Regions from separate parts of the Homo sapiens genome. Here all the other regions are linked to region 4. The links are chromatin loops, found by intact Hi-C in ENCODE. Cell type or tissue: heart left ventricle. All regions are shown on one strand. Each heading gives the region's core, and the rest is flanking DNA. Links, peaks and the distances in the headings are about the cores only.

Region 1 (4,356 bases), core at 91-4,090, 370 kb before region 4:
ATCTCGTTTCAGGGCTTTAAATAGCATCTCAAGGCTGGAGCTCTCTCTTAAATGCTAAACTCATGTATTCAACTGCTTACCAACACCTTTACTTGGATTATTAAGAGACATCTCAGGCTTAGTCTGCTGTGAACTAAGCTTTTACTTCCCTCCATACCCCAAAACATGCTCGTTTTATGGAGCAGTCACTATCTCATTTAAAGGCAACTCCATCTTGCAGTCACTCAGGAAAAAAAAACTTGCTCTCACCTTGGATCCTCTATTCTTTCACACCTGACATTTTATCTTTTAGAAAACCCTGTTGTCTAAGATGTATTCAGAATCTAACCACTTCTCCCTACCTCCACAGCTAACACTTCGGTTCAATTCACCATCACCTCTCCCCAGGATTATGATATCTTCTTAGCTAGTTTTTCTGCTTCCCCCTTTTCCTTTGTATAGTTTATTCTCAATCCAGCAAATACAGGGATTCTGGTTAAACACAACTAAGATTATGTTACTCTTCTGCTCAAAACCCAGCAACAGGCTTAAAGCTAAACCCTTCATTATGACCTAGGAAATTCTTTATGACCTGGCTACCCCATTACCATTCTGGCTTCCTTTCTAATATCCCCCTTGCTTGCTCTAATCCAATCCTGTTGGCTTCATGTAACCTCTGCCCTCCCAGTTGAAGCGATTCTCCTGCCCCAGCCTCCCCAGTAGCTGGGATTACAGGTGTCCACCACCACGTCTGGCTACTTTTTGTATTTTTAGTAGAGATGAGGTTTCACCATGTTGGCCAGGCTGGTTTCAAACTCCTGACCTCAGGTGATCCACCCACCTCAGCCTCCCAAAGTGTTAGGATTACAGGCATGAGCCACTGCACCTGGACTACTACAGGTCTTTTGTTTGTACTTGCTGTGTCTTTAGTCTGGACATTTGCCTCAGAGATCCACATGGCTTGGCTCCTGCTTTCCTTCTTACTTCTCAGCAAAGCCATCCCTCACCAACCTATCTAAAATTGTAACCACCCCCAAAAATTCTATCCTCCTTTTCTGATTTTTTTGTTAGCCAGTATAATTAACACATCATAAAGATTACTTAAATATCTTGGTTTTAAAAATTTGTCTCTCCCACTAGAATGTAAGCTTCTGTAAGCAGGAATTTTGTATATTTTGTTTACTGGTATTTCTCCAGTGCCTGGAAAAGTTCCTGCCATGTAGTTAGCACTCAATATTTGCCAATTAAATGAATTAAAGCATCAATTATAGACCTCAGTTTGCCCTTGGATATTTTACAACTTTGTAACAAATTTCAAGAACTTTTCTTTGAAAGGAAAAGCTATGATCTTTTATCCTGACTTTCTGCCATGTGAAGAAATCTTTTTATACAACTTTAGATCTATGAGGACTCAGGCCGACTTTGCCTGCACTCTTTCTAAAAAGAGAGTCCACCACCTCACCAGCTAGCCTGGTTGGAAAAATCTATGGGCTAGAAAAAGCTGCCTTTTATTGAACCAAGATGTTCTTGAACGTCTTGGTTTACTGAACCAAGACCAGTTGCATACACTGATCCACTCCACTGCCCCCTCTCAGAACAAATTTACTGCCCTGTTGACACAGTGTATTGTGATCCCTCTGTCCCTTGTCTTCTACAGGTTAAATAACCCCAGTTTCTTTATCGGTTTCTGCTATGATATAGTTTGCTGTCTCCTCACCATTCTTGCTGCCCTCCTCCGGACGTGGCAGCTCACCTAAATGAAGGTCCCCAAAAGTGGGCATATGACTAGGTCTGACCCGCACAGAATACAATGGGGCTCTTTCCCTGTGATTGTGACCCTCTGGTATGTCATAAAGACAGTGTTGGATGTGTGGTGGTAGCCTCACTGCCTTGAGACAGGGTTTGCTTGGGCTGATCGGGGGTGGAGGCAGGAGGAGTCATGGATAGTTTTGGGGTCTAGGTGCATTTGTGGCAGTGGTATGAGGTGGTAAGACAAAGAGGGGGTCAATGACATGAACAGTATGCCACACAATGTAAGAGATCGGGAAAAGCGGTGAGGGAGGAGGCCCTGCAGGGTTACTAGCATTTCATCTTGGGTGTGGAGGAAGAGGTAGGGGTCTCAGTTCATGGAAACTCTGATTAGGGGTCACTCTAGCAGCCTGAGAAGTTTCCCGAGGTGCTCTGGGGAAGTCATCTGACCACATTTTCCCATCACGCCACTAGATGGAGCATTGGGATAGAGGATGTGAAGTGGGGTTCCTGGGATTTGTGCAGAAGAAAACCTGACATCCAGTTCTTGAGCAAGTTGCTTAACTCTGCACACCATTTTCATCTGTAACATAATATCTACCTTAGAGGATTCTTGGGCACAGCCTGTGAGCTAAGAGATACAAAAGTGCTTGTAAGCTGTGAAGGGCTACGAAAAAGATAACTAGTTTTGCTATTTTGTTTTAAAAGAGATAGGCGGGTTATAGAGCAAAAAGCGCTTTCTTGGCCTGTTTTCTGAAAGAGCACTGGGTCTTCCACCAGTTCAACCCACAGATGGCCCCTGGCCTAGGGTGGCCCAACCTCCCAAAGTCTGGGATTGGAGGCGACACACCTGAAAATGGGGATGACGTAATTGTTTGGGAAGATGCCGACTCGCCCGGTGACCAAGGAGACGCCCCTGAGCCAGCCGTCCTGGCACTTCCCCAGGACCCTGACGCCTTCTCCCTTTTGCAGGTCCAGCTCATCGGGTCCATGGGCTGAGTAGGAGTGCAGGGCTACAAACCTGGGAAGACACAGAGAACTGGTGAGGGAGGAAGGAAGACGTGCCTGATGGGGGGCATGGAGTGGGGGAATGGTGGAGAGAGACTGCCCAGTGGTTAGCAATAAGAACCTTCTTGGTCGAGCGGGTGCGGTGGTTCTCACCTCTAATCCCAGCAGTTCGGGAGGCCAAGGCAGGTGGATCACCTGAGGTCAGGAGTTCGAGACCAGCCTGGCCAACATGGTGAAATACCATCTCTACTAAAAATACAAAAAATTAGCTGTGACTGAAGTCCACACAGGAATCAGGCAGGTAATATCCAAGTATGAGTCAGGGGGTAAAGACAATCAGGACTGATGAGGCTGTGGAGGTGGGAATAGCTACCTGATCAAAGGCATTCAGGAAACAATCCATTGGTTTGCCAGATTCAGGGATCACCAGTATATGGCCTCCAGGCATCTCAGACATCAGGAAGTCCCTCCAGACTCCAAGGACTGTGAGACATTGGAGCGTTTTATCAAAGGGAATGGGGGAGTGTTCTCTACAAGGTTTTTTTTGTTTTGTTTTTTCTTTCTAAAATGCTATATTTATTTTTTGCTGTTTACTAAACAACATGTATTTATGACCCAACATTTTGAATCTAAAGCAAGACAATAGAAATTGCTCAATACCCAATCTCCCAGTGATGTTGTGGTATATAATCTTCCAGTCTCTTTCTACTTTTGTAAAATAATGAGCTAAGAGTGATGTGGTTTGCTAATTTGTGTTGTCTTTTTTTTTTTTTGAGACAGGGTCTCACTCTGTGGCCCAGGCTGGAGAGCAGTGGGATGATCATAGCTCACTGATGCCTCAAACTCCTGGGCTCAACCCATCCTCCTGCCTCAGCCTCCTAAGTAGCTAGGAAAATATATGTGCACAACCATTCCTGGCTAATTTTTAAATTTTTTTTGTAGAGATGAGGTCTCACTATGTTGCTCAGGCAGGTTTGGAACTCCTGGGTTCAAGCAATCCTCCTGCCTCAGCTTACTGAAGTGCTGGGATTACAGGTGTGAGCCACTGCGCCTGGCCCTAATTTCTGTTTTTCACCATTATTTCACTTGGAAGTGGTAAAGGAAGGCGACCTATTGTCTCTGGATGGGATGTTTTGGGAATGGTGATGCTAGATCACCACTGTACATGGTAAAGATGACCCCTTTGTGCCAGGACTTGGGTGAAGGGATGAGCCTTTTACTCACATGTTCGCTGAGAGGTGTTGCTGGGAGCCAGGCAGACTGACCACGGCTGTGGAATGTCCTGGAGAGACAGGTGCGGGGTGATAAGTGCTGACCTGCACAGACAGAAAAGACAGCCAAGCAGAACCAATGAATGCCACAACCCAGGCCCACAGCAAACAGAGCAGCTACGTAGAAAGACCTGACACAGCTGAAAACCAACAGCCATGCCTGGTGCCACCCATTGTGCGTCCTCTCTGTGGTTTGTGGCTGTGGGCACAGGGAGGTGGGGAGGAGCTGGTTTATGGCCTGGTGGGGTGGCTTGCCAGGACTGCATTCCAAAAGCCTGCTCAGATAGGGTGGAAGATGAAGAGCCGTCCAATTTACAGTCCACAGGGCACTACACAGGCTCCTCCTCCT
Region 2 (4,356 bases), core at 253-4,252, 210 kb before region 4:
AGTTCAAGACCAGCCTGGCCAACATGATGAAACTCCTTCTCTACTAAAAATACAAAAATTAGCTAGGCATGGTGGCACATGCCTGTAATCCCAGGTATTCAGGAGGTTGAGGGCAGGAGAAATGCTTGAACCTGGGAGGCAGAGGTTGTAGTGAGCCACAGTTATGTCACTGCACTCCAGCCTGGCAACAGAAGAAGATGCTGTCTTTTTAAAAAACAAACAAACAAAACAAAAACTTTTGTCTTTATTTTTGTCAGATTGGTTTAGTTCAAAAGTCTGGTCTTTAATCTCTGAAATTATTTCTTCTGCTTAGTCCAGTCTATTGACAAAGCTTTCAATTGTATTTTGAAACTCCTTACATGAGTATTTTAATTCCAGAAGCTCAGATTGCTTTCTTTTTAAGATGTTTATCTCTTCCTTCATTTTCTGGACTGCTTTGCTGTCTTTTTAAGATGTTTATCTCTTCCTTCATTTTCTGGACTGCTTTGGAAGTTTCTTTCTGTTGATTTTCAACCTTGTCTTGGATCTCAGTGAGCTTTCTTGCAATCCATGCTTTGAATTCTTTACCTGTCATTTCCGAGTTTCCATTTTGTGTAGGGACCATTGCTAGAAAGCTAATGCAATGCTTTGGTGGTATTGCCACATTCAGATTTTTCATGGTGGCAGAATTCTTGTGCCAGTTCCTTCTCATCTGGAGACACCGGTACTTCTAATTTTTGTATTTATTTTTCTATGGGTAGATTTTTTCCTCTTCTTTCTTTCCTTCAAAAAGTGAGTGATGTGGAGAGCAAAACATGCCCAGAAGTTCCCAAAAGCTTGGAGATGCAACAGCAGATGACAGCTGGGAGTTCTAAGACATATTTTTATTTTTATTTATGTACTGTATTTGCATAGGTTATTGGGGCACAGGTGGTATTTGGTTACATGAGTAAGTTCTTTAGTGGTGATTTGTGAGATTTTAGTGCACCCATCACCCAAGCAGTATACATTGTACCCTATTTGTAGTCTTTTATCCCTTGCCTCCCAACCCCAACACTTCCCCCCAAGTCCCCAGAGTCCATTGCATAATTCTTTCTTTCTTTCTTTCTTTCTTTCTTTCTTTCTTTCTTTCTTTCTTTCTTTCTTTCTTTCTTTCTTTCTTTTTTTGAGACAGAGTCTCGGTCTGTCACCCAGCTCAAGCTGGAGTGCAGTGGTGCGATCTCGGCTCACTGCAACCTCTGCCTCCAGCTTCCAGGTTCAGGCGATTCTCCTGCCTCAGGATTACAGGCGCCTGCCACCACGCCCGGCTAGTTTTTATATTTTTAGTAGAGACAGGGTTTCACCATGTTGGCTAGGCTGGTCTCAAACTCCTGGCCTCAAGTGACCTGCCCACCTCGGCCTCCCAAAGTGCTGGGATTACAGGCGTGAGCCACTGCACCCGGCCCATTGTGTCATTCTTATGCCTTTGTGCCAAGACCTATTTTTCAATAAAAGGAAAAATGAAGTTGTAAAGCTATACACACACAGAGTGTATAACTTCACTTATGTTTTTAAGAAAAACCCATTAAAATTATTTGTATCTTGCATACATATGTATATAAATGCATAAAATGTTGAGAAGGACATATTCTAGATTTATAGTAATAGTTATTTTTTAGGAAAAATGAAGACTTTTTTGTTCTTTACCTGCATCTCTAGTTTTTGAATTTATACAAAACACTGTATTCGTGTATTACTTTTATATTTTTATGTAGATTTTCTAAGCTGGTGTAAATTTTGAAAAAAATTAAGCATATGTGCCAAAACCTTGGCATCCTTGTTACATTCTCCTAGATCAAGTAACCTGCACAGGTTGTTAGCAGAGAGGTTTGAAATGGATCGGGGGTCTCTGACCAGTGGATTGTTCTTGCCCACTTGGCCCGATCCCTACTTCCCCAGACCCACATATTTTTCTACGCTCCACCGTGAGCACCTTGGGAGAAGGCTTACATTGTTTGGGTTGCTGCTGTAGCCCTGTCTTCCAGGACCCCATGCTTTAGACTTAGTAGATACAAAGTATGTATTTGTTTAATTGAAATAGCTCTTTCCTGTCCTCTGGAGCCACACAATCACATCCTTTCCTAGTGCATTCCGTGATGCAGCCTGAGTTCCCTCTCCTCCCTGCAGGTGGCAGAGTCTTCATCAGCTTTAACTAGCCATGCTTACTAGAGCAGTGGCTCTTAATCCATCAGACATAATGCATGCTTTCAGTAACACTTCCTAACCCTCTGCACTATTCTGGAATAAAATTAATAAATTAAACAATTACCTGCAAATATAACTTTAAAAAACCAATATAATGCCCTTGCTCTAATATAAAGAGAAATAAAAGGAAAGTAATTGATATAAAATACTACATATTTTAAAAACAAATGCTTGGATGTGATTTCCCTAGAAGTTATTGTAAAATAGGCACTCTGTGTATGTCTAGGATCCCTGTGATTGGGATGGCTACAAACGCTTTCTGAAACAGTTATGATATTTCAACCAGTGAAATACTTTTACAAAATGGTGGACAACTCTTGGTAGAACTGAACAAGACAAAGTACAAAATGTCTTTAATTTATGTGCATTTTCAGTTCCCCCAAATGTGCTGTATATCAAAGCTAAGCTCCCCACTCCCACTAATAAAATAAAATAAATAGAGAAACAGCTATGTTCTAGGCACAGATAATTATAAACAGGTGTTTCATCTTCTCAGAAGTCTGAGGTGAGGGACAATTTTTGTTGTGTAGGATTGCTCTTCATATTGGAGAATGTCTAACATCCCTAGCCTCTCACCCACGAAATGTCTGTGGTGTTCATTCATTTTGAGTACAGTACTAAAAAATAAATGTTTCCACAAAGTTCCATAATGTCCTCTAGGGAGCACTACTGGCCTCATCAAGAACCTTTGACTAGCTGTCTAATAGGGTAGCGACAAGTAATAAGCGACTACTGGCCTTGAAATGTAGCTAGTGGGACTAAATAACTAGAATTTTAATTTAAACCTGGACAACAGGGAGACACTATGTCTATAAAAAAATTTTAAAAATAGCCAGGTTTGGTGGCAAACACCTGTGGTCCCATCTCCTCAAGAGGCTGAAGCAGGAGGATTGCTTGAGCCTAGGAGTTCAGAGCTGCAAGTGAGCTACGATCGTGCTACTGCACTCCAGCCTGGACAACAGAGTGAGATCCTGTCTCAAAGAAAAAATTAAAATAAAATTTTGATTTGATTTACATATAAATTTTAAAATTGATGATCAGTTCAGTTATTGAAAAACTTTTAAATATGATTGGAACAACTTGGGTATGTGATTCTACTGTGTCAATATAAATTTTATGAAATCTGAATAGAGATCAAATACTTCTAACAGAAAGTCTAGTAAACGAACTGAGATGCTAAGTAAAATACACATAGGAATTAAAGGGTTTAGTAGGAAAAAAAGAACCTAAAATAGCTAATGAATATCTTATACTGGATTACATGTTGCATTGATAACATTTTGGATATAGTGGATTAAGTAAATATTAATAAAATTAATTTCATCTGTATATTTTTGCTTTCTCAATGTTACTACTGGAAAATCTAAAAATATGTATGTGGCTTACATTATAATATTATTGGAGAGTGCTGGAATAGAGAAAACTCAGGGCCATTTTTCAGCCTCTGAGATCTCTTTTTGCTTTTCTGTGTGATAGGAATGCATGGTAAGTTAGAAATGAAGGAGGAGTTAGAAAAATTTGTCCCTTGTTCTCTAGTGGGCAAACCAGGGGCCCCCAGGACAGGGTTTTTGAATAGTAGAATAATCTCAAGTGATGATTATTTTTTAATGAAGTCCCAGATTTTGGCCTGTGGTTTCTGGCAGGGTGGATGTTTTTCCACCACACTCCTCGTCTACTGGGTCCTCTGGTAACCTTCCCTTTACATTCTGACGTGGGGAGTTTGGCCTGTGATGCAAAGACCCCTGCCAGCTCTGCTCAGAGGCAGTGAGGAAAAGGCATTTCAAAGTACAAGGAAACTGGCCTATCTCTCCATTCTGGAGATTTACAGATATTCCAGGTGCTACCTTTCAAAGCAAACTATGGGATATCCCTTGAGGCAGAGCTTAGAGAACCAACACCATAGGTAGCTAAGTGACACCCAGCCACCAAGAGGCTGCACTGATCGTATATTCAGAAGCCTGTTATGGATTCTAGAATATGATGAGACTAGTTAAAATCATTTTCTGCCTCATTTTAAAAGAATTATCTTTTGTTTTCCAAGTGGTCAATTTCATGATGTGAGATAGAAGCATTAATGATGAGAAGCATGAACTTTGGGCTCAGATGACTGACATTTCATGACTGTGGGATGCC
Region 3 (4,339 bases), core at 340-4,339, 450 kb before region 4:
TAGTCCTGGTGCATTTTTGTTTTCTTTTTCTTTTCTTTTCTTTTTTTTTTTTAATAAAATAAACTAATGATAATAATAGCTAGTGTTCATTGAAGGCTTACTTGTGCCGGGTACTATGCTAAGTATTTTGTGTCCATTATCTGACTTTAACCTCAAAGCAACCTTATTTAATACAGATATTATTAGCTCTATTTTATAAATAAAGAAACTGAAGCTTAGAACAATTAAGTATTTCCTTAAATGCCTTAAAGCTAGTAGTTGCAAACTTGGGATATGAACTTGCTTCTGTCTGTCTTGAAAGTCTGTTCTCATAACCATTTTACCATGTTGTCTTGTTTTCGAGTAGGGCAAAATGGTTAAAGGAAAAGTAGATTAAAAGAAAAGGATAAATATCTTTGGAGTCATCCTACGCACTGGTATTATAAAGATGAATGAGACCTGATCCTTATTGTCTAGCAAGAGAGACAAACACCCAGTTTCTAAGCACAATAATAGAGACAAGGAGAATTCAGAGATGTCATGTGACTTCTGGGTTTCTTTTTTTTTTTTCCTGAGACAGAGTCTCGCACTGTCACTCAGGCTGGAGTGCAATGGCACAATCTCAGCTCACTGCAGCCTCTGCCAGGTTCAAGCTATTCTTCTGCCCCAGCCTCCCTACTAGCTGGGATTACAGGTGCCTGCCACCACGTCTGGCCAATTTTTTGTATTTTTAGTAGAGATGGGGTTTCACTGTGTTGGCCAGGCTGGTCTCGAACTCATGACCTTGTGATCCACCTGCCTCAGTCTCCCAAAGTGCTGGGATTACAGGCGTGAGCCACCACGCCCGGCCAAATTCTGGGTTTCTTGAAAAATAAACAATGTTTTCAGGGAGAGGAGAAAGTGTGGATAAGCCATGGAAAGGGTCTGATATTTATTTGAAGTACATTATCTTGTGGGCAGAGGTAGGAAATGAAACAGGTTGGGGCCAGATTAGGCCAAATTAAGAAGAACCTGGATTGGTATGAGAAAATTTTTTTCTGATATCCAGTATTAGTTATTGTAAATGCAATAATTAAAACCTGGCTATGGCCAGGCACTGTGGCTCACGCCTGTAAACCAGGCACTTTGAAAGGCTGAGGTGGGAGGATTGCTTGAGCCCAGGAGTTTGAGACCAGCCAGGGCAACAAAGTGAGATCCTGTCTCTACAAAAAAAAAAAAAATTAGCTGGGTGTGGTGGCTTGCGCCTGTAGTCCTAGTACTTGGGAGGCTGAGGTGAGAAGATTCTTTGAGCCTAGGAGTTTGAGGCTGCAGTGAGTTGTGATCATACCACTGCATTCTAGCCTAGGTGACAGAGACCCTGTCTCAAAAAAAAAAAAAAAAAAAAAAAAAAACTTGGCTACAACCTTAGTTAGGCTATTTTCATGTTGCATTTTGGGCTTTATAAGAATAAAGTGTCCATCAGGAAATTTCTGAAGAAGCATCATTTATTGTCATAAACAGGAGCCCTAAGCAGTGTCAGATGACAGTACTTAAGGATGGATAGACAATAGAGAGATTGCAGTAATTTGTTTTAAGGAACGCAAAGATGGTGTTGTGTTGAGCAGTTTTAAATGTTCTGGGCATTGTTCTCATTTTACTGCTTAAATGAGCAGTATTTCAAATTTGTATATTAAAAAGCAGTATTTTAAATTTGTGTATGCAGCAGTTTTTTATAGCTATGTATAAGTGCCTTTAAACTCAATAACCTTTTTTTCCCCGTATTCAATAGTGAATTGAATGCAGGAATTATAAAAACAGATCAAAACTATGAAAAGATGATGTTTAAAGAAGCTTTGAAAACAGGGTTTTTTGAGTTTCAGGTAGGCTGTTGATTCTTTTGGTAGCTATAAAACATGTCAATGTGAACATTATGTATTTTCCCCCTTTTTTCTTCCTGCTATAGCACAATTACTCGCCTAAAGTGTAGACTGAAAATCCTGCCAGAAAAATTTTAAATTCTTCAATAAATTGTGATTTTAAGTTATTATCTTTGGTATTTTTTCTATTGTGTCCATTTAATTTAATAATTCTGCTCCTAGTTAAGCTATGAGCATTAATATAAAGGAGATTAAATCTAAAATTCAGCTATACTTTCCAGGAAAACATTTCAAAATTGATAAAAACAAAGGCAAAATTGTAATTAATTGCCATTAATTTGAGAGCAAGCGTTTTCTGAGGTTTTCCACAAGGTGTCAGTATTTCCTCAAGTTTGGCATTTAAAGTGCTTAAAGTAAAAATGTAGCTTTACGCAATGAGCTGTGTAAAATATCACATTGAGTTTTATATAACTTGGTTTTCAGAGTTGTGGTTAAATAAGGATAAATGGCTGGGCATAGCAATGTGTTGTATTTATAGTCTTTTTTTATATTTAATATCCTATATGCTGCTAAGAGCAGTCACCCTTAATATACAGTTAAAGTTGTTCAACTTTTATGTCTCAGTTACAAACTGTCTGTAAAAAAATTCTTTTTTTGAGAATTATTAGTATAAAACTGCCATATACTTTGGACAAAGATAAATACTTGCAGATTCTTAAAGTAAAACCTTTACAGTAATTTGTTATGGATTTTTAAAAGACTAGAAACTTAAAAATGTGTTAAAACCAAGATACTGCAATTTTTCCCTTTATTTTTATTTTAAAGAAGGTGAGGGAAATGGTAAATAATTTCAAATTTTATAGGCCGCAAAAGATAAGTACCGTGAATTGGCTGTGGAAGGGATGCACAGAGAACTTGTGTTCCGGTTTATTGAAGTTCAGACACTTCTCCTCGCTCCATTCTGTCCACATTTGTGTGAGCACATCTGGACACTCCTGGGAAAGGTACCTTCATGCATTTAAAATGTTTCGAGTGGTTTTGATTTTGGCTTCATTAAATAAGTGTTGTGCTAATATTGTTACTTAAGAGAGAAAGTCTGAAAGTGAGTAATTCAAGAGTAATGCTGGATTCAGCATCATAATTATGACGGGTTAAACCAGAGCTATCTCCTATTCAGATGGATATATGTGCCCTTATTTATATACACAACAGTGCATACATATTTTTAAAAGGTGAAAATATTGAGAAAGATATAAACAATTGTTATGAGCTGCTTAAAAACAAAGATATAGGTGTATATTTGTGTATATTTGTGTAAGTATTCTTGTTTTATATAAAACTTCTGGCATATATAGGACTTAATATTCAGGGATAGTAGCATTCTTACTATGAATATAAATTCAGTTATTTCTCCCAGGCTTACAGATAAATAGATTGGCTGGTTTAATAACTCCTTTCCAGCCATATTAGCTAGGCTCTTTTGTATTTTTAAATGCATGAACAATACAGAAATGTGCTCATGATCTATATACCAAATAACCGTACTTGAATACTGGATGTATTAGCAGGATAAAAACTGAGTGTATGCATAATTTATATAATAATGATTAAATTTAGGCAAATTAGCATTACATAATTTTCTTTGAAAGTGAGCATATGTGTGTGGGTATTAATATGCTTGTACAAATGGATGCTAATTAAGAATGTAGAGTCAGACTTCACAGCTTGAATTCTAGGGAACATTAGATCAGGGGCTGTGCAAGTGTGTTATGTGTAGTCAAGTTTGAACTCTGAGCACACAATTACAGATGGTATCCTTGGTATGAAACTATAATCAAGAACCGTAAAATAGTTATATTGTCTAATCTCACTGAAGGTTTTTTTGTTTTTCTTTTTTTAAAAGCCTGACTCAATTATGAATGCTTCATGGCCTGTGGCAGGTCCTGTTAATGAAGTTTTAATACACTCCTCACAGTATCTTATGGAAGTAACACATGACCTTAGACTACGACTCAAGAACTATATGATGCCAGCTAAAGGGAAGGTAAAGTTTTTTTGTTTTTTTTTTTAAAGGATTATTCCTTAAAAGTTATTGATCAGATAACATTTAACAATAATGAAAGTTAAAAAGATTTTCATTAATGGTGAAGACCGTGGTGGTGTATGTTGGGGGAGGGTTCTTCTCATTTTTGGTTTATATAAAAGCTATTGAATGTTTTTCCTTTCTTTTACCGTCTAGAAGACTGACAAACAACCCCTGCAGAAGCCCTCACATTGCACCATCTATGTGGCAAAGAACTATCCACCTTGGCAACATACCACCCTGTCTGTTCTACGTAAACACTTTGAGGTGATGCTCTCAGTAGACTTTTCCCCCCTGATGGTGTTGTATGCTCCCTATGTTGTTTTTGTTTTTAGGATGTTGGCAATGTCTGGGAGAAGAAAGATAGGCAGCTTTGTTTCATTCCCTCTAGGCAGACAGCATCCTTTTGTTATTCTTGGTG
Region 4 (4,356 bases), core at 282-4,281:
GATGCATGCACACAGAGGAGAGGCCATGTGAGGACATAGCGAGAAGGTGGCCATCTGAAAGTCTAGGAGAGAGTCCTCAGAAGAAACCAAACATCCTGACATCTTGGTTTTGGACTTCTAGCCTTCAGAACTATGAGAAGATAAAGTTTTATTATTTAAGCCATCCAGTTTGTAGTATTTGGTGCAGTAGCCCTAGCACACCAGTATACTGGTTATGATATTTTTTGGACTATCATGTTCAATAATAACAGTTTTGTTGATTGCTGAATCTATTCTAGGGGTAGTATAGAACACATCATTACATCTTTAGTCACTATCTAGGTATTATCCTTATTTTGCAAATGGGAGAACTCAGGCTTGAAGAAGAAAATGACTTACCTAAAGTCAAAGTCACAGAGCTAGTAAAGGACAAATTCAGGCTCAAATCTAAATCTTTCTGACACCAGTACCTAGGTTCTTAACTGTTCTGTACTACCTAGAAATACTGGTCTTCTCTGACTGCTTTCACCCAATATAAACAATGCTCTGTATTTTTCTCTGTGGCTCTCTGGTCTTTTTTCCCCTTTGGAGCATGAGCTACAATTTAGAATCATAAATTAATTATGTGATTATTTTCTCAATGCCTTCCTCCCCTGCTAGTCCCATGATGTAACACTGTGCTTATAATCATGAAGATGATGTTAGTTTTGGAACCAGCAGTGTTGAAAAGCTTCTTGATTTTTATGCCAAGTGAAAGCCAGCCAGCCCTTTGCATATGGTGAAATGATCAACCTCGATGGTCATTGGCAAGTAACAGGAACCGCTGCTGGGCTCTTTAATTTATACCTTGATATTGTACACATGTGGCCTCAGGAAGGGAGCGTGTCACCTAACCTTCCCACATGGTGAATACCAGCATTTCCCTCCTCATGGCTGCTGTCATGAAGAGCCCTGCCTGGTCTGGCATTCTCGGACTTGTTTTTCCATTTAGAAATGCACTTCAAGGCAGGAAGCTGTGAGCCACTGGGTGCACCCTTGGTGGCTTTTCTCTGCTTTTCCTGACCTTCTACCCTGTTAATACATCTGGGCGAAGTGGCAGCAGCTTATTTCGGATATAATGGAGCCTACAAAAAATGAAGCCAGGTCTGTTATACCAGATTGTGACTCCTCAAAGAACAAGATCCCAGCAGATACTTATTGTAGACGTCACACTGTGCTAATCACCTAGTTCAGCCAATGTCGTATTATGATGATAGTGGTTATTATTTTCCCAGTGAGGTTCCCCCATCAGAGGTGGAAACTGTACATTTTCCTCCCAACCAAAACTAATAGAAAAATTCTATCTACTTCCCAAGGACTGAATTTTTTAAAGACAGATTATTTTTCTCTTTGTGGCTTTTTATTTTTAGGTTTCCTCCTCCCTCTCCCCACTTTTTTCCATTTAATGCTTTCATACAGAATGAATAGTATTCTACATTTTTATATTCTAAACACCACTCCTGCATAATTTTATTCAATTCTTTGTTGGTCTTTTTTTTTTCTCCAAGTTATGGTTTTAAAAATAATCTAGAACTAATTTGTCTAATGAATATGCAATTATTGCAAGAGTCTTTTGAAGTTTTTGAAAACCTTCAGTCAGCATCTTTCTGGGACATGGTGATGAATGTAGCATCAGGCACTTGAAAGCCATTTCTAATTTGGCATGAGCAGGTATAATTTTTTGCACATTTCAAAGCTGGGTATGATGCAATATTTACTGTGTACTTATGGTTCACTTAGTGTAGTTACTTTCTAGCCTAGCTCCCTCTGCTGGATGAATGGATGCACTATTGCTACTGGGGCACACTGGGGTTGAAACAGAAGCCAGATAGGATAGTCAAGGCAGGAGAGAAGGGGGTGCAGTTTGGTTTTGCCACTGCTCATGCCCAGAGCTTACAAATAATAGCTACCGTTTATGGTGTGCTTATCCCATGCAAGACACTTTACGGATGTCTTAATCTTCACTTACACATAATCCAGAAAGCAAAGGAATATTATCACTATTTTATAAGTAAGGAAAATAAGACTTGAAGAGGTTAAGAAAGTTTCCCAAGATCACACAGGTAGTAAGTGGCAGAGCCTTCATAAACATTTATCCTGGAGCACATTTTCTGTGTGAGGCACTGTGTAAGTCTAGAAATGAAGTTGACCTGGATTTTACTCTCAGAGTGTTTATCTTCCTGTACAAGAGAGAGAAGACAAACAACCATATCATGTAGCCAAGATAATTCAGAAAAAAGAAAAATAGAGGGCCATTCCATGGTAGCAGAAGCAAAGGAAAGGGAGAAAAATTTCCATCTCAGTAGAGAGAAAATTTTATCCTCAGAGGAGCACTGGTTTCCATTTTCGCTCGTGCCTCCCTGTTTCCTGCCTACTGTGGACATTACGATTTTGGAAGTGGCCCCTGGATAGCATTTTTCAAGGATCATTTTTGACCTGGGAAGCAGCTTCCCCCTGAGTACTTTTTTCCAGTACCGGAGTGAAGAGGCCACTGCCGAAGCAGACAGAAGCATCCCAACCCCAGCTGTGGGGTTCATTATCCTCTGCTGTCAAATTGCCATGGTCGTGAGGGTGTGAAAGTCACAGCGCCTTCCCAGCCCTGGCTGGATACAGGCTGTCAGAACTCCTCATAAAAACAGCACAGGGCCTTCTGCTGAGTGTCGGAACATGACATCTCATGAACCATAGCCTTCCTTGGCGATGGAACAAAGTACTTTCTCCCATACCCAGTCTTGTTATACGCTTTTTTTTTTCCCTTCTGGCCTCCTGAAAATGTATTTTGGTTGCAGGTAGCAGAAGCACTAAAACTATCTTAAGCAAATAAAAGGGAATTTATTATAAGAATCTCAGGGGCTACACCCAGGAACCAAAAACATCAGAAGCCAAGGCAATTAATTACCCTCTTGGCAATTCTCTCTCTTAATTACATGGACTTGTGTTTCCGATTGTTTTTGCATCTCTGTCTACTTTTCCCTATTAACAAATTGTCTCTTCTCACAGATTCATGCCAGAATATGGCTTTCCATAGCCCCCAAATACCCATCTTCTCAGTTTGAGCTAACAAAAGAAATTCACACTGGATCCCAATTCTACTGCTGGGAGAGAGAAGCCTGATTTATTCCAGGCTGGGTCCAATCAGCTGTGGTTGTGGCAGGGATCAGGTAGTAGAGAAAGGCCCTTATTATTTCCCCAGCCCCTAGGGGGCACAGTGTTTGAGCTGAAGTTCTACATCATCCACAAAGATATCCCTCTTTAAATTCACTTTCCTTTTCTTTCCTTTCCATAGACTTTTCACATAAATCACTGGCTCCCAAGTTTGGTTAAGAAGCAGAATCATCTAGAGATTCTTTTTTCAAAACACAAATTTCTGAATCTCATCCCAGTTCTACAGAACCAGGACCTCTATGGGTAGTGCCCTCGATTCTATATTTTTTAAATGCTCCAGTGATTCAGGTGGAGTTAGCTCACGACTCACTGTGGCACTAAAATTTAAACCAATATTGCTCAAGCTTTTATAATCCATGTCCCCTTTTGCTAAACATAAATATATCTACCTTTCATATTATTAATACAAACATTGGAACTTTAAGAACTTTTTCTAACTATATAGAAAGCTTCTATTTTATACATATTTATAAGTAATGTGTACTGTATACATTTTACATATTTTATATATTATTTGTATAAAATTAGTTGTATAAATGTATTATGAATTTGTATAAATGAATATATAAATATATATATATATATTTATTCTAACTACCTCACCTCTCCAAACTCTCCACTCAAGCCTTGGGTCAGCCTTCAAATTATTTCTTGATTATTAACTCAAAATAGTTTAAGCAACCTTAAAATAAGTACTATGTCATATTTCTTTCATCAACTTCATCACCATTAGCTTCACAATTTGGCAGGATAATTAATTATTTTATTTAAGAAGTATTTACTGAGCATCTGATATGTGCCAGACATAGTGCTAAGGATACAATGGTGAATAAGATTTCCGCCCCTTGGAAGACTGTATCCTAGCAAGCAAAGACAATTAATGATTATGATAAGTCAAGATAGTGATGAACTCTATGAAAATAATAAAATAGAGTGATGTAATTGGCTGGGATTGAGTGTGGACTCTACTTTACAAGGGATATTCTAGAAAGATCTCTACAAAGAGATAACATTTGAGCTAAGACTCAATGACATCTCAACTTTTGAGTTTCAGAGACTAAAGCAGAAGTTTCCAGATTCCTACATGACAACCCTCCCACCTGGCCTCAGGCTTCTATAGTTAGGGAGTGGGGGCAGAAAAGTTCAAACTAAGGGAGTGGAAGATTCCTCAGC
Region 5 (4,356 bases), core at 270-4,269, 140 kb before region 4:
CCAGTGTCCTGCAGTGTAGGACGGTTCCTCAGTCTTTCCTTGCATTTCCGGACCATGGTGATTTTGAAGAGTGCTGGGCAGTTATTTGTAGTGTATCTTTAGCTGCACTGGGTTTATGCATACATTTGATGTTGTGATAAGAGGATTTTCCTCTGTGTTACAATGAAAAACTGTCTTTTCAAAACCTTCACTATGCCGTTGCTGATTATTGGGTCATTTTTGAAAGAAAGAGGCTGATGTGCTGTTGGTTGGCCTTTGTTTGGAACCATAGCTTTTCCTGGCCAGAAGGATCTTGGATGATCACCTGGTGGTTCATCACCCCGACCTCACAGATGGCAGCGTTGTAGTCTGCATGTCTTGGCTCGTTGCCCTTTGTTCTTTCTATTTCATCATCCTATTGAAAGACCAATGAACAGCCATTCCAAATACTTTTCAACTTAAGTACGTTTTGTCCTTGATCATTGAAATTTTGATTAATTTATAACTCGTTTCGTCTTGGTATAAAATCAACTTTGCTTTTCTTCTGAGATAGACTATGGTGTGGAGCTCATAAAAGGAATTTGGCATAGCTCATGGTGATTTCTTTCTGCTGCTAAACACCAAATCTCTTTTCAGCAGCCCCATCTCTTTGCATGTACATGTTTGGCAGCAGCCTAGATAACAGATTCCCTTAATGCTTATAACACGGGTATGTTAATATACCAGACTTACTGTAGGTCTTCTTTGCCTTCTTTGAAGGACTCTTCAGACAGATCTGTCAGTCACCTGCTTCCTTGTACTCTCTCTGGTAACCTCATTTGTAAATTGGTAGACAGTGACTCCTTTGGATGTCACTGACTGTTTCTGAGAGGGGAAGCAAATGTTATTAAAAAAAGGCATTGGCTTTTGAGCTTTTTGGAAAGTTCATATTTTAATAACTCTTTTAAGAGTAGGCTTTCTGAAAGCTTATGGGTTTTTTTTTCCCTCGGCAAATATGAATGCAAAATGTTATATCTTCATGAAGCTTCTCCCAGAAACATATTGAATATTCTGTAATTAGATGGATTCAGTTTCTTGCCTCTAACTTTTTATATATATGTGTTTGCTTTAATGCATATTCCCCCCCAATATTATGGAGTTCTTGGCTTATCTTTTAATATGTAAAAACTAAAGCAAGCAGATACAACAGCTTTAGGCACGTCTACATTTTACCCTTGTTAGACTGTTACATACATATGATATATACAGTGGTATTTGTAGTAGTTTCATGTCTTCGGGAAAGGAAAAGGAGTTAGTTTACACGTTCTGTGAAGAAATTAAAAATTATAAGGAAATGCAAAATGAAGTCAAATATACCTTTAAAAATCCCTTAAATCATCCATAAAGTAGTATAGCATACATGGCATATGTATGCAGCCTGTGGGATCGTTCTCTTGCACACTGCAGTTTGTGATCAGCTAAGCCAGGATCAAGAAAGACAAGGGCTTTTGGCAGATATCTGGGTCTTCAGATCACATTGCTTTCATGAGAGTCTCTAGTATGAAATGGGGATTGAAGAATCCCATGTGAACCTGCTTGTCTGCGGGCTTTACACTATTATATTTATAGCAGAAATACTCTGTATATTAATACTTGATAGGTTTCCACGCTTTGAGAAGGACTGAATGAGATCATGCGCATGGCAGCTTCTCTAGGATAGCACCCTGCGTGAACACAGTAGCTGCTCAGTTAAGTCTTTGATGGGTGTGATCCTGATTCAGCTTGATCAATTCTGCAGTCATACTGGATTGTGTTTGAAAAGGTGTCCAGAAAAACCTGGCCATCTGCCTCCTGTCTTCCCAGGTAAGTGTTCCTGGTATTGACCTCTGAGAAGCCTTCCCTCTTTCAACTTTTTCTCATGGGAGTTTTGGTAAATTTTCATGAATTAAAACATGAATATTCAGGTTACCACAAGATGGCGTCAGATCATTTCAAGTAATGCCAGGTAGGGGGAGCCTCAGTTCAATAAATCTTTAAAGAGGTTGAAATATGTGCCTTTCATAGTATGGTAGTTAGCTATTGCAAATAAACCCCTACTTTCTTCTACTGTTCTTCTATGGAAACTTGAGGCTCTTGGCTGTTCAACTCCAAAAATTATGTAAGTGTGAAGTATTTGAGTTTATAATGTTTAAGAATTTCTCTGATAGCTTAGTGAAGTAATCAGAACTTGAAAAATTTGATCATCATGTCTCCCTGGTGTTTACATTTTCAACGTCTTTTATAGTTTAGTTATCTTTCTACAACTTATGTTGAATTTGTAATATTCAGTCAATATATATTTATGGGTATGTAATGAACAAACTAGAACTGTAGTAAACGAGATAAGCACATTTTACTTTAGTGTACAAGTTATAATTTATACACATATAATCACAATTCAGAGGACCTGTGTGAGTCTCAAATATCTCCCTTGCTTTAGGGGTACTGTGTAAGCGAAAGTCTCCTTTCCTGAGGAGCAGAGTATCTAAACCTGACCCTCTGTCATGGGCATGTAACTCGGAAGGGCTGAACTTCAAGAAAGCAATCACTGTAGTTCCAAGTTTTTTTTTTTTTTTTTTTTTTTTTTTTTTTTTTTGAGACAGAGTCTCACTCTATCACCGAGGCTGGAGTGCAGTGGCATGATCTCGGCTCACTGCAACCTCCGCCTCCCAGGTTCAAGCAATTCTCCTGCCTCAGCATCCTGAGTAGCTGGGACTACAGGCATGCACCACCACATCTGGCTAATTTTTGTATTTTTAGTAGAGACAGGGTTTCACTATTTTGGGCAGGCTGGTCTCAAACTCCTAACCTCAAGTGATCCACCCGCCTCAGCCTCCCAAAGTGCTGGGATTACAGGCATGAACCTCCATGCCCAGCCAAGCATTTTTTTTTCTAGGGCTAAAATGAGTGAATGAATGAATATATAAATAAATAGATTTTTAAAAACCAAGTTTTTCATCAGTTATCAAGATTTCAGTTTCCAGGATGGAAGTGTGAATGACAGAGTTTACCAACATGAAACATGAAGAGATATTGAGGTTGCTGAAAGCTGAGCCACTGCTCTCTTCATAGATTGGTTTCTGACTGAAGGCAGGCTCATTTTCCAAATTGATCCCTGAGGTCATTGAGGTTTATATTCCCAATTTTTTATTTATCCAGAAAATATTGACTGAGTGCTTTTTATGTGCCAGGCATTACGCTGGCTGTTGGAGATACAGGAGTAACTGAAATAGACAGTATTCCTGCCCTCAGAGAGCCTGTGTTCTAATCTAGTGTCTTTTTGGGTCACAGATATCTTTAAGAATGTGTTAAAATGATGAACCCCTTTCCCTGAAAAATCCATTAATAAATCAATATCACACACACACACACACACACACACACACACACACACACGCCTGCTGTGGGTGGAGACCCACAGTCAGAGTTTTGTATTTCACTTCCTAGGGTTCGGAAAACTTAAAGCTCAAGTTTGCAAAGTGAGGGGCCTTTCTTCTTTCTCCCCTCAGCCTGCCTGCTGCTTTTGCCTTCTGCTCAGCACTTTGTGATGTCATGGATAAGACTTCCTGCCAATTTTCTTTTCAGATTTGATCACATGATACGTCGGTAAACCTCAGGGAAGAGAGTCCAAGGGGGCTCAGTAGGCTTTGGTCAGCAGCTACCTTGTCCTGTGGCTTCTAGGAGGTCACTTCTGCTCCCAGTGTCTCTCTTTTCACATCTGAGTAGTGGAAAGGATTGTGTTAATTTAACTCTTAGGTGATTTGGTGGTAGGTTAGGTGGGCAGGCTTTGCAGGCTGGCAGAAAGTATCGGGGGTAAATTATGTTACCCCCCAGATACACTATTCATTAGCTGGACAATTTGAGCAAATTATCTAATTTGTCTAAGCCTTATTTTTCATATATGAAGTGGAAAAAATAACACATACCTTATAGAATGGTTTTGTGAATTAACTGAGCTAATGTATCTAAAGTATTTAAATTGCCTACGACAAAAGCAGTGGCTATTATCAACCTTGTCACAGCCAAATTGCTTTTCAGGGGAATTAAATTAACATGTTAAATATTTATTGAGTATTTACTATGTGCCTAGCAAAGCATACTTCTATGACTATGCTACTGTGATGCTAACCCAGCCACCAGACAATGATATTAGACCACAGTGAAGAGGTCCACTCTGTATTAAACAGGCCTGGTTTAATTCCCTGGCTCCACCAGGAGCCAGCTGGGTGACCCTAAGCAATCCAGTCTTCATTCAGTTTCCGTATCTGAAAGATGGGGATGGTGGTATCACATAAATCAGTTATAACAGAGAGGCTGTTGGATTTAGACAAGATTGTGCAAGGAAAGCATTTAGTACAG
Region 6 (4,356 bases), core at 127-4,126, 1.5 Mb after region 4:
TGTATTTATGTATGTATGTAGGTACATATGTGTTCATTCCGTATCTTAAGTTAAAACAAGTCGCAAAAAAAGTTAAGCCCTGATGAGAGGAGGTTGGGTTGAAGAAGTAAAGCAGAGAAAATATTCAACCAAAGCTTCCCCAGGGGAAAAGAAAAATGGAAAAAGAAATCTTTGGAAAGGATCCTTAGAAGAGAGTTGCAAGAGGTACCAGGACTTAGAAGCTTTTCAGAAAGCCCAGAAGCAGAAAGATGGAGAGATGTGCCCTGCTAGGGTCCCAGGTAGCCACCCCACCTGCCGGCAAGGGCAAACGGACTCCCATGTTCCCAGCCAGGTGGGAGCCGGTGCGAGCCAGAGGCCAACGCAGCGCAGAGATGCCGGCGGGGGGCCCGGGGCTCCGGCTTCTCTGGCGGCGGAGCTGGGTGGTTCCACAGTTCCCAGTGCAGTTCGGATGCTGTTGTTTCAGCAGTGCAGGCAAGAAACCATCCAGGGAAATGACTATTACATCATCTTAAAGGAATATGGCTTGGAGAAAGCGGAGGCAGCTCCGAGTCACGTCCTCCTCGGTGACAGGTTGCCAGGACTGCACGGGGACGCCGCGCTCCGGCGGTGGGCACGCGATTGCCAGGCGCGCGGGGCTTGGGGCGGGGACGCAGTGCTGCGCAGCCACTTCCCTCCCTGTCCTGTCCTGGAGTCTGGAGTTTCCAAGGGCCTTTTCCTTCTTCCTTGTCTTTACCTCCATCACCATCCCACAGCAAATCCCTGCCCCCTACCCAAGAGGTAAGTTGTGAGATAAACACAACTGACTTTTTATTTGAAAAATCTACAGATCTTCCCCCCTCCCCCCTCCTCGTTCACGGAATTCCTTCCTGCTGAAGGGCAAATATCCCTCTAATGCTTGTTTTAAAACACAGACACGCACACCAAATGACCCCAGTGTTCAAACTACACAGTGTTTTTTTTAATCCTTTGATTTAAACCATATTCACTCAAATTCTCCCTTTTTTTCCTTTTCTATTTCATCCGCCTGCCACCACAACCCCTAGCAAATAAATAAATATGAATATATATGTAAATAGGTAGATACATAAACACTCTCTCTGAAATTAATGATGCTCTTTCAAAATGAAGACGTGAAGCACCGGCACCCACAGAAAGCCCACAGTTTACATCCATAAGTCATTATCTTAGCTCACCTGTAAGAAATTGATACCTGCAACCTTTTTCTGGGGTTGTTTCCTTACTGCGCGTCTCTTTGGACGTGCCCCCAGCCCCTCCCAAGTCATCCCAAGAGGACTCTGGTGGAAGGCACTGCTGCTAAAAGACATTTTACTCCTGTTCCAGAGGGCTCCCTTAAGTGCATCATTAGAGTTTCAGGAAGGCATTTCCAGGGCAACCTAATCCACTAACAAAGTGCTTCCAGTTGAGCCTGACAGTCAATAATGGCCCAGCCAACAGCTTACAGTAAGTCGGCCATTTCCCCTTTAAAACACCAGTGTCTTAGGGCTCACATCCCTGATAAGAATATAGTGCTTGGTCAATGAATAATATATGTGAGGCACACGCCATCCCAAACAATTGCTATTTTTAAAAAGTGAAAAACAAAAATGGAGGTGAACTTAGGAATTATATACATTTTATGAGAAACGTGTTTATTGCCAACTCTTGCCCAAAAAATTAGCTTGAAGATACGCTCAACAGTAGGATAAATTAGTTTCTACTTTAACAATCTTTTCTTTCAATAAGCATTGGGTTACTGAACATATTCAGAGCGTTAGCTAACATTCCTACACCTGATTATATTTGACTTTGTTTCGTTAACTAATGCATTAACCTGTTCTGGCCTCAATCATTAGGATTTTAATGCTGGACCAAGCAAGATGTTTGTTATGTGATGCACTTATATCGCCATCTAGTGCCCTAAGCTATCAGTGCAGCTCTGTATCTGGCAACTTAATAGGGCCAAAACATTTAGATTTTCTTTTATTTTTAAGTTTTTATAGTGATCTAAGTTTACTTGGCATGCACTGCTCACCATGACAACAAAATAAATATTTCGTTGACATCAGGTCAAAGACAAAATAAATCTGAATTCAGACCTATTAAGTACTGGTTTTGGTTGTAAAGTAAGCAAATGTTTTATTTCTAAGAGAGTAGGTCAAAACGTCATGACGATAGCTTTGGAGCTCAGGTATGAAAACACTGCAGGGACAGTATGGCAGTAGGTGGAGAAACAGAGTAAGAAAAATTATAATCTTTTAGAGCTAAAACGGACTTGAGGAATGAAAATTAACTATCTCTTCTTAGAGATGCAGAACTGAGGAACAGAGAGGTTCAGCACTTCCTCAGGGTCACACGATTCCAGAGTAACAGGATGGGCTTTAGACCACTGACTCTTCAGGATAACCATCCTCATTTTAACCTTAGATATTCTTGAATAGGAATAGAGAGGCGGCAAGTTTAAGAAACAAGATTTTTTTTGAAACAACAAATTGCAAGACATTTTCTTGAAATTTGAAACAACAAATTTCAAGATTACTAAACATGTTTTTAAAAAGCACACCAAGAATTAATATTAATATTAATACTCTTAAAAAGAGTATTAATATTACTTTAAATTGCAGAGTTAAAAGATTTTATAATATAAAAGAAGAATATTCTGAATTTTTAAAATGAGGAGTTCTGTTCATTGGTCTGGGTTTTATAGGTTAGGTTACTTTTGAGACAAGTAGATTCTTAACCTTTTTTGGAAAATGGACTGCTTAGAGAATCTAATAAAACCTAGGAAATGAATCCACAAGCATAAAAGTTTGCATTCACTGTCAAGGCAGAACCTCTCAGGAAAGGCTGAGTAAAAAGAGGAACAGGTGCGGGGGCCATGTAGTTGATGATTCACATAAGCAGAATTCCTCAAATTTTGACTATGAAACTTCTTTTTGAAGTGAGATTACACATACATTCACAGAGACACACTCTGAGAATTGAAAAATGGAAAACATTCACCAGACAACCTTAATCTTGCAACCCATGATTTGATCATACCACCTGAAACATTTTGAATTGGTATTTTTCATAAACACTGTAAATATCCTGTTTTGCACAATTATATTGCATCATATTGTTAATTGTTGTGTGCTAAAACAGTTTGTTTATTATAGTAAGCAGTTAAAAATAAACACTTGCTTTGCTAACTCTATTTGGGCATATCTACTTTTTAATCTAAATGGAACCTCAGAAAAGCAAGATGGTCTAGGCCTCCCTCACCTTCTGAGAGATCAGGGGTTTGGTTCAAGATTGGCCTGAAGCCCATTCATGTTGGGGTTCATAGACCTCAGGTTAACATCCCCAGATCTGTACTCCTTCTTGTTTCTTTAGTCTCAGGGATGAAAACGAATGAGAGGTGAGATTAAAAAGATAAAAGACTTGAAGGAAATAAAGCAATACACTCTACAAAGAGATTTAAATAGTGCTAGAGTAAGCGAATGTCTCAGGGAAGTTGTCGGTAAGCCCGGCTGTTTGGTGCCTTAACAAGAGGCAAGAAGCCAAGTCTAGGCTGTAAGTGTATTCCTAGCCTTCGTGTCAGCAAATAACACCGCTAGTGTTATTATTCTCTCTTGGCAGCTCTCCGCTGAAACACTGTGGGATGGCACTCCCGGACTGAAGGCTGAACAGCATACGGCAACAGATTTCTCTTAGAGGAAGAGCAAGGAAGAATGCTCCATCCTGTTCTTTGTAATATTCAAGCATATAGCAAATCAAGACGTATGTTAGGTAAATTGTGAAATTGATAAAATATGTTTTCGCCTCTGTTTCCTGCTTTCACATGCACAGCCAAATATTGAAGGGTATATTCTCAAAAGGACTATTTTAATTTTGAAATAATGTGATCACTCTCTACATTCTCACTCCTAACACATCCTTAAGTTTTCTCTGCCCTCAAGCAGAGATAGCTTTCATGCTGACAGCCTTCGCTATCAGGGAGGAAACAGACCTCATAAACTTACTTATGCTAAGATGCTGCACACTCATCGTGTTATGTGCTCCCAAGGATTCCTGCATTATCACCATTATCTTAATAGCTGCTGTTTATGGAGGGATGACCATCAAGTCCTCACCACAGTCAGTCGTTATCCCTCTTCCAGTTCTGCCTGGCTGGCTGTGTGACTTTGAACAGGAGACTCATGTCTCTGAGCCAGGGTATGGTGGCAATAAAAAGACCTGCCTCGCAGGTGTGTTGCGTGGACTAAATATGAAGATGCATGTGAGCTCTCTGGCACATTCCATGGCTTTTAGCAAGTGCTTAATAAATGTCATTAGTGTTCATGCTAGTGGTTTAAAATATCTGTATTCATTGTTGTT
Region 7 (4,356 bases), core at 182-4,181, 130 kb before region 4:
TTCTAGAAACAATAATGCATGTGTCTTGTAAAAAAACCAGTTCTGAGAAAAAAAGGAAAATTAATCATACCTGGAGATATTGTTTGTTTACATGATTTTCTTGGTCTGTTCCTCATTGAAACTTAGGTTGTTTGTTTTTGCTCTTACAAACAGTGTTGTGGTGAAAGTCTCTATGATTACATATTTTCCCACTTATTCTGTTACCATTTAAGGTAGATTGAGCAAAGTGAGATTTCATGGTCAAAGGTTGTATGCATTTTATATTTTGGTACATATGACCAGACTTCTGTATAAGAAGGTTTGACCAGTTAAATTTTTTTTTTTCTTCCTTTGGTTTGTTATGTTCCAGTCCTCTCCAAAACACTGCCTTTTCTATCATTGACACAGCAGGCTAACATTTATTGATGCCTACTATGTCAAGGTCAAAGCTATATCCTTCATGTGTATTCTTTGGAGGCTTAGGTTAAATAACTTGCCCAAGGTGATACAGTCAGTAGATTGCTAAGCCAAGATACGAATGCAGATATTGTAGACTCCACCTTGAGCACAGTGGTGAGGCAGGAATATGAACATTTACAAAGGATGGGTTTATCTTGTTCTGTAGAGTGCTTTGGATCCCAGGTATGAAGAATGGGTTTTGTCCCTTCAGCAACAAGCAGCCACAAAAAGGTTTCTGATTAGGGGTTGATATGCTGAAAGCTGGGATCCACATTCCAGAGAACTTATGTTTCCTTAGCTCTTGACATGGATTTAGAAAGGCATTTAGGCAGACATTCTAAATGAATGGGTAATGGGATGGGGTGGGGGCATCCAAGAAAGATTCATTATTACTTTAATTTCTTCCCTTTGCTAAGGAAATCTGAGAGTAATGGCTAGCCACTGCACCCAGAATAGGGACAAGTTTTTTTAAAGGGAATAAAAAAGCTGTCAGGGCTACTAAGTGTAAAATTAGACTTTCAAGCTGTGTGTTGGTTAGCAGGTGTGGGTGTGTGACTAGAAACCAGATGTCACTCTGTCCCTGTGCATGGCCTGTTGGCTCAATTCAGAGATGGGCTCAGAATAAGTTTCCTTTAGAAACTAAGCCTTGCTCTATGTCCTCTTTACATAGATCTGATTTTGGCTTCCCACTGACATCTCTACAGTCGTGGCATCTTCTTGGGTGAGAGAACTACATTGGGCTTTCCCCCATCTGTACTGTCACACAACTGGATAGCTCTAATATGCTTTCTTCCTTCACTGATTTTATCCGACATTGTCTTCCTGTAGTTTTTTATGGAATGGAATTTCTATTCTCTCCATAATAGGTATGGGAAGATAGGGTGATGTCCTGTTTCTCACTCATCTGACTCTCCCAGAACCCAGATTGGCACTCCATGCCTCAGGGAAGCCCTCCTGTACTTACTTTATCCCTCCTCCTGTATCAGTTAGGCTGCCTTGTGCTGCAAGTAGCAGAAACCTGACTCAGACAATACCAGCCATCCCTTACATGTGTTTACTATGTGCAGGCTCTGCTCTAAGTGCTTGATGTATGTATGTATATGTGTGTGTGTAAATGTGTGTCTATATTTAATCCTCATAATAACCATGTGAGGTTGGAACTATTATCTTTGTTTTACAGACTGAGGCTAGAGATGTCAAGTGACTTGTATGAAGTAAGATGGCCAGTAAGTGGCAGCACCAGATTCAAACATGGGCTGATTAGCTTTAGAATCTGAGCGGTTGGCAGTGACACTGCCCTTCCTCTCACTAAGGAACTGCATTATCTCATAGCCAAGTGGGCAGTATTTCCATAGCTCTTATTCTTTTGGCTCTACCTTTCTCTGTATGTCCACTTTTTTTTTTTCAAGTTTGGATTCCTCATGACTGTCAACATCATCTAGGATCAGCGTACTAATTTGTCCACATTTAATGAGAGAAAGAGCTATGTAGAGGAGGGAACCTGTCTCCTAGCCATGAGGAAAAAAGCCCTTCACCTGATGGTGATTGAGTCAACTTAGAACACCTGCTCCCCCAGACCAATCAGCGTGTTCAGAGGAATGATATAGGTGTATTGGCAGATCCAGTCAAGATCTGCCCTTGGAGCTGGGGATGAGGTCATCTCCCTCTGAAGCACATGGGCTGCATGGGGGATGGGTAGGCACCTGAACAGAAATAATTGGGACATAGTAGAAGGGGACTCAGCACACCTTTTTTCCTCTTCATGTTTTCTTGGCACTATGTTGCCCATTGTCTTTATTTTGCTTTGGAAGTAATGGAAACTCACTACTGCAGATGATTACAGGGATATTTCTGTACCAGTGATCAGGCCTCCTAAGGGATAGGAACCAGGAATTGGAAAGCCAGCAAGGCCTAAGGCAGCCTCATAGTCTCTTATTTTTCTGTGTCTGGCTATTTTGTCTAGTAATTTACAGATCTGCTTTATTTACACAGCCAACCTGACTCCCTCCAGGCCTGCACAGGGTCTCTCCTCTCATGTCCTATGCCACAGTAACTGAGTAGGCATCTGCGTTTAGAATCCTACCTCTGCTCCAGGCATGGCTCAATACCTATGATCCCCGTACTTTGGGAGGCCAAAGTGGGAGTATCTTGTGGCCAGGAGTTCGAGACCAGCCTGGTGACATACCAAGACTTTGTCTCTACAAATAATAAAATAATTAGCCGAGCATGGTGCCACATGCCCGTAGTCCAGCTACTCAGGAGGCTGAGGTAGGGGGATCGCTTGAGCCTGGGTGGTCAAGGTTACGGTGAGCTGTGATCCTGCCATTGAATTCCAACCTGGGCAACAGAGCAAGACCCCTGATATGGTTTTGCTGTGTCCCCACCCAAATCTCATCTTGAGTTGTAGCTCACACAATTCCCATATGTCATGGGAAGGACCCAGTGGGAGGCAATTAAATCGTGGGGGCAGGTCTTTCCCATGCTGTTCTTGTGATAGTGAATAAGTTTCACGAGATCTGATGGTTTTATAAAGGGGGGTTCCCTGGCACAATTTTTTTTTTTTTTTTTTTTTTTTTTTTTTTTTTTTTGCCTGCTGCCATGTAAGACGTGCCTTTTGCCTTCCACCATGATTGTGAGGCCTCCTCAGCCATGTGGAACTGTGAGTCCATTAAACCGCTTTCCTTTATAAATTACCCAGTCTCAGGTATGTCTTTATCAGCAGCATGAAAATGGACTAATACAACCTCTGTCTCAAACAAAAAAAGAGGAAAAAGAAGAATTCTGCCTCTGAAACTGTAACTATGTGCCCTTGTACAATTTGTGTCACTTCTCTACTCCTCGGTTTCTTCATCTGTATGATGGGAGTGATAACCCTTTCCCAGAGGGTGGTTGTATGAATTAAATGAAGTCGTACATAGAGAAAGCTTAAAATAGTGCCAGCCCATAGTGGTCAGCAGATATTAGTGTTTTGTATTATTACTTTTACAGTTGTTATTTTCATAATAAAAATTCTGATAACTTTTGATTCTAATTCTCAGAATGTATTTAATATAGAAACAGTGTTTGTAATGATTTACTGTTACACTGCAGAAATATGTTCATTTTGGAGTTTTGCATTCCCTCAGTACACATCTTTGGGGCTATGAGTGCCTCAATTTGAGAGGCATGGGACTGGGAAACTTGTATTTTAGTTTCGGAATGAAATTTAAGCTCTGGAAAGAATAGTATTCAGGGTCAATGCAAGCAATTGGCATGGACTGAATCTGCTCACATTTCTGGTTTTCTTCTAGGTTCATGCAGTGATCTTGGCAGTTGTAGATTCAGGGGCATCACATAGGGTCCTCTGATGCACTGCTTGAATGTGTAGAATGAGAGATGCCATGCTCATGCTCTATTTTGCCTTAAGACACTTGGGCCAAATCAGAAAAAAGAAAAGTGAATCTTAATCTGAAAAGAGGAAAAAATTAAAGTCAGCTTTTGTGGGAATATGCTTTATTATGTAGAGCAGGACACACACATTTACTTTGGAAAATGGAGACTGAAGTGTATTGTTTTAGACTTTTCAGAAGGAAGAAAAAAGTCATGGTTTTTACCCTCCAAAACCTTATGTTCTGAGATAGGTTTGTTAATTTCTTGTGTTTGTGTCTGGTCTTTAAAATATATGTATTTGTGAGTTTCTGGTTCTTATTTATTACCCTTTTCCTCTTAATAGGTATTTGTTATGCCATGTGGGAATATAATTGACATGCATTTGATTTGGTTTTAGTAATTGACATTTGCTTTATCCGAGTACTGCAATGTAATTCTGGAAGATAATCACCTAGTAAAAGCATTTTCTTCAGCTTTACTCTTCCAGCATATGTGTTTTTATGCTAAGTAAAAACTTTCTGGTATCTTCAAGTTACTACCATCAATGGA

Evidence for each region. A loop is a pair of places that touch in the nucleus more often than their neighbours do. Peaks named below come from ENCODE experiments on the same cell type or tissue, not always from the same donor. Only the 100,000 strongest peaks of a DNase experiment are listed, where the experiment ranks them.
Region 1: a loop joins it to region 4, with 5 times the contacts of the local background. A loop is called at or near these places in 50 of 110 quality-filtered maps.
Region 2: it touches region 4 in a loop (6-fold over the local background); 15 of 110 quality-filtered maps call a loop at or near these places.
Region 3: it touches region 4 in a loop (8-fold over the local background); 16 of 110 quality-filtered maps call a loop at or near these places.
Region 5: it touches region 4 in a loop (5-fold over the local background); 68 of 110 quality-filtered maps call a loop at or near these places.
Region 6: it touches region 4 in a loop (4-fold over the local background); 8 of 110 quality-filtered maps call a loop at or near these places.
Region 7: a loop joins it to region 4, with 2.4 times the contacts of the local background. A loop is called at or near these places in 63 of 110 quality-filtered maps.

The regions. Positions count from the first base shown.
Region 1 is chr5:146,047,468-146,051,823 of GRCh38, reverse strand. SH3RF2 (SH3 domain containing ring finger 2) reads right to left here. Exons shown (of 10, transcript NM_152550.4): 6 at 3,961-4,052; 7 at 2,579-2,749. All of the region lies in intron 1 of LOC107986458 (a long non-coding RNA gene), which reads left to right. Among named protein-coding and RNA genes, the nearest start is that of PLAC8L1, 56 kb to the left of the region's middle. RefSeq lists an enhancer at 2,651-3,151. In heart left ventricle, for the core only: a CTCF peak has its summit at 2,190 (motif pointing right); no DNase peak of the experiment used is centred there.
Region 2 is chr5:145,885,959-145,890,314 of GRCh38, reverse strand. It overlaps a transcript of GRXCR2 not described here. Among named protein-coding and RNA genes, the nearest start is that of GRXCR2, 15 kb to the right of the region's middle. In heart left ventricle, for the core only: a CTCF peak has its summit at 2,140 (motif pointing right); no DNase peak of the experiment used is centred there.
Region 3 is chr5:146,128,518-146,132,856 of GRCh38, reverse strand. LARS1 (leucyl-tRNA synthetase 1) reads left to right here. Exons shown (of 32, transcript NM_020117.11): 24 at 1,748-1,838; 25 at 2,699-2,839; 26 at 3,739-3,879; 27 at 4,075-4,185. Among named protein-coding and RNA genes, the nearest start is that of PLAC8L1, 25 kb to the right of the region's middle. In heart left ventricle, for the core only: a CTCF peak has its summit at 2,199 (motif pointing right); no DNase peak of the experiment used is centred there.
Region 4 is chr5:145,679,223-145,683,578 of GRCh38, reverse strand. It overlaps a transcript of PRELID2 not described here. Among named protein-coding and RNA genes, the nearest start is that of PRELID2, 150 kb to the left of the region's middle. In heart left ventricle, for the core only: CTCF peaks have their summits at 1,786 (motif pointing left) and 3,239 (motif pointing right); no DNase peak of the experiment used is centred there; H3K4me3 peaks cover 466 bases; H3K27ac peaks cover 762 bases.
Region 5 is chr5:145,823,463-145,827,818 of GRCh38, reverse strand. The region is part of intron 1 of PRELID2 (PRELI domain containing 2); the gene reads left to right. Among named protein-coding and RNA genes, the nearest start is that of PRELID2, 9.7 kb to the left of the region's middle. In heart left ventricle, for the core only: CTCF peaks have their summits at 1,737 and 1,939 (motif pointing right); no DNase peak of the experiment used is centred there.
Region 6 is chr5:144,201,485-144,205,840 of GRCh38, reverse strand. All of the region lies in intron 2 of KCTD16 (potassium channel tetramerization domain containing 16), which reads right to left. Among named protein-coding and RNA genes, the nearest start is that of KCTD16, 33 kb to the right of the region's middle. In heart left ventricle, for the core only: a CTCF peak has its summit at 1,912 (motif pointing left); no DNase peak of the experiment used is centred there; H3K4me3 peaks cover 450 bases; H3K27me3 peaks cover 1,808 bases.
Region 7 is chr5:145,809,753-145,814,108 of GRCh38, reverse strand. The region is part of intron 4 of PRELID2 (PRELI domain containing 2); the gene reads left to right. Among named protein-coding and RNA genes, the nearest start is that of PRELID2, 23 kb to the left of the region's middle. In heart left ventricle, for the core only: a CTCF peak has its summit at 1,688 (motif pointing right); no DNase peak of the experiment used is centred there.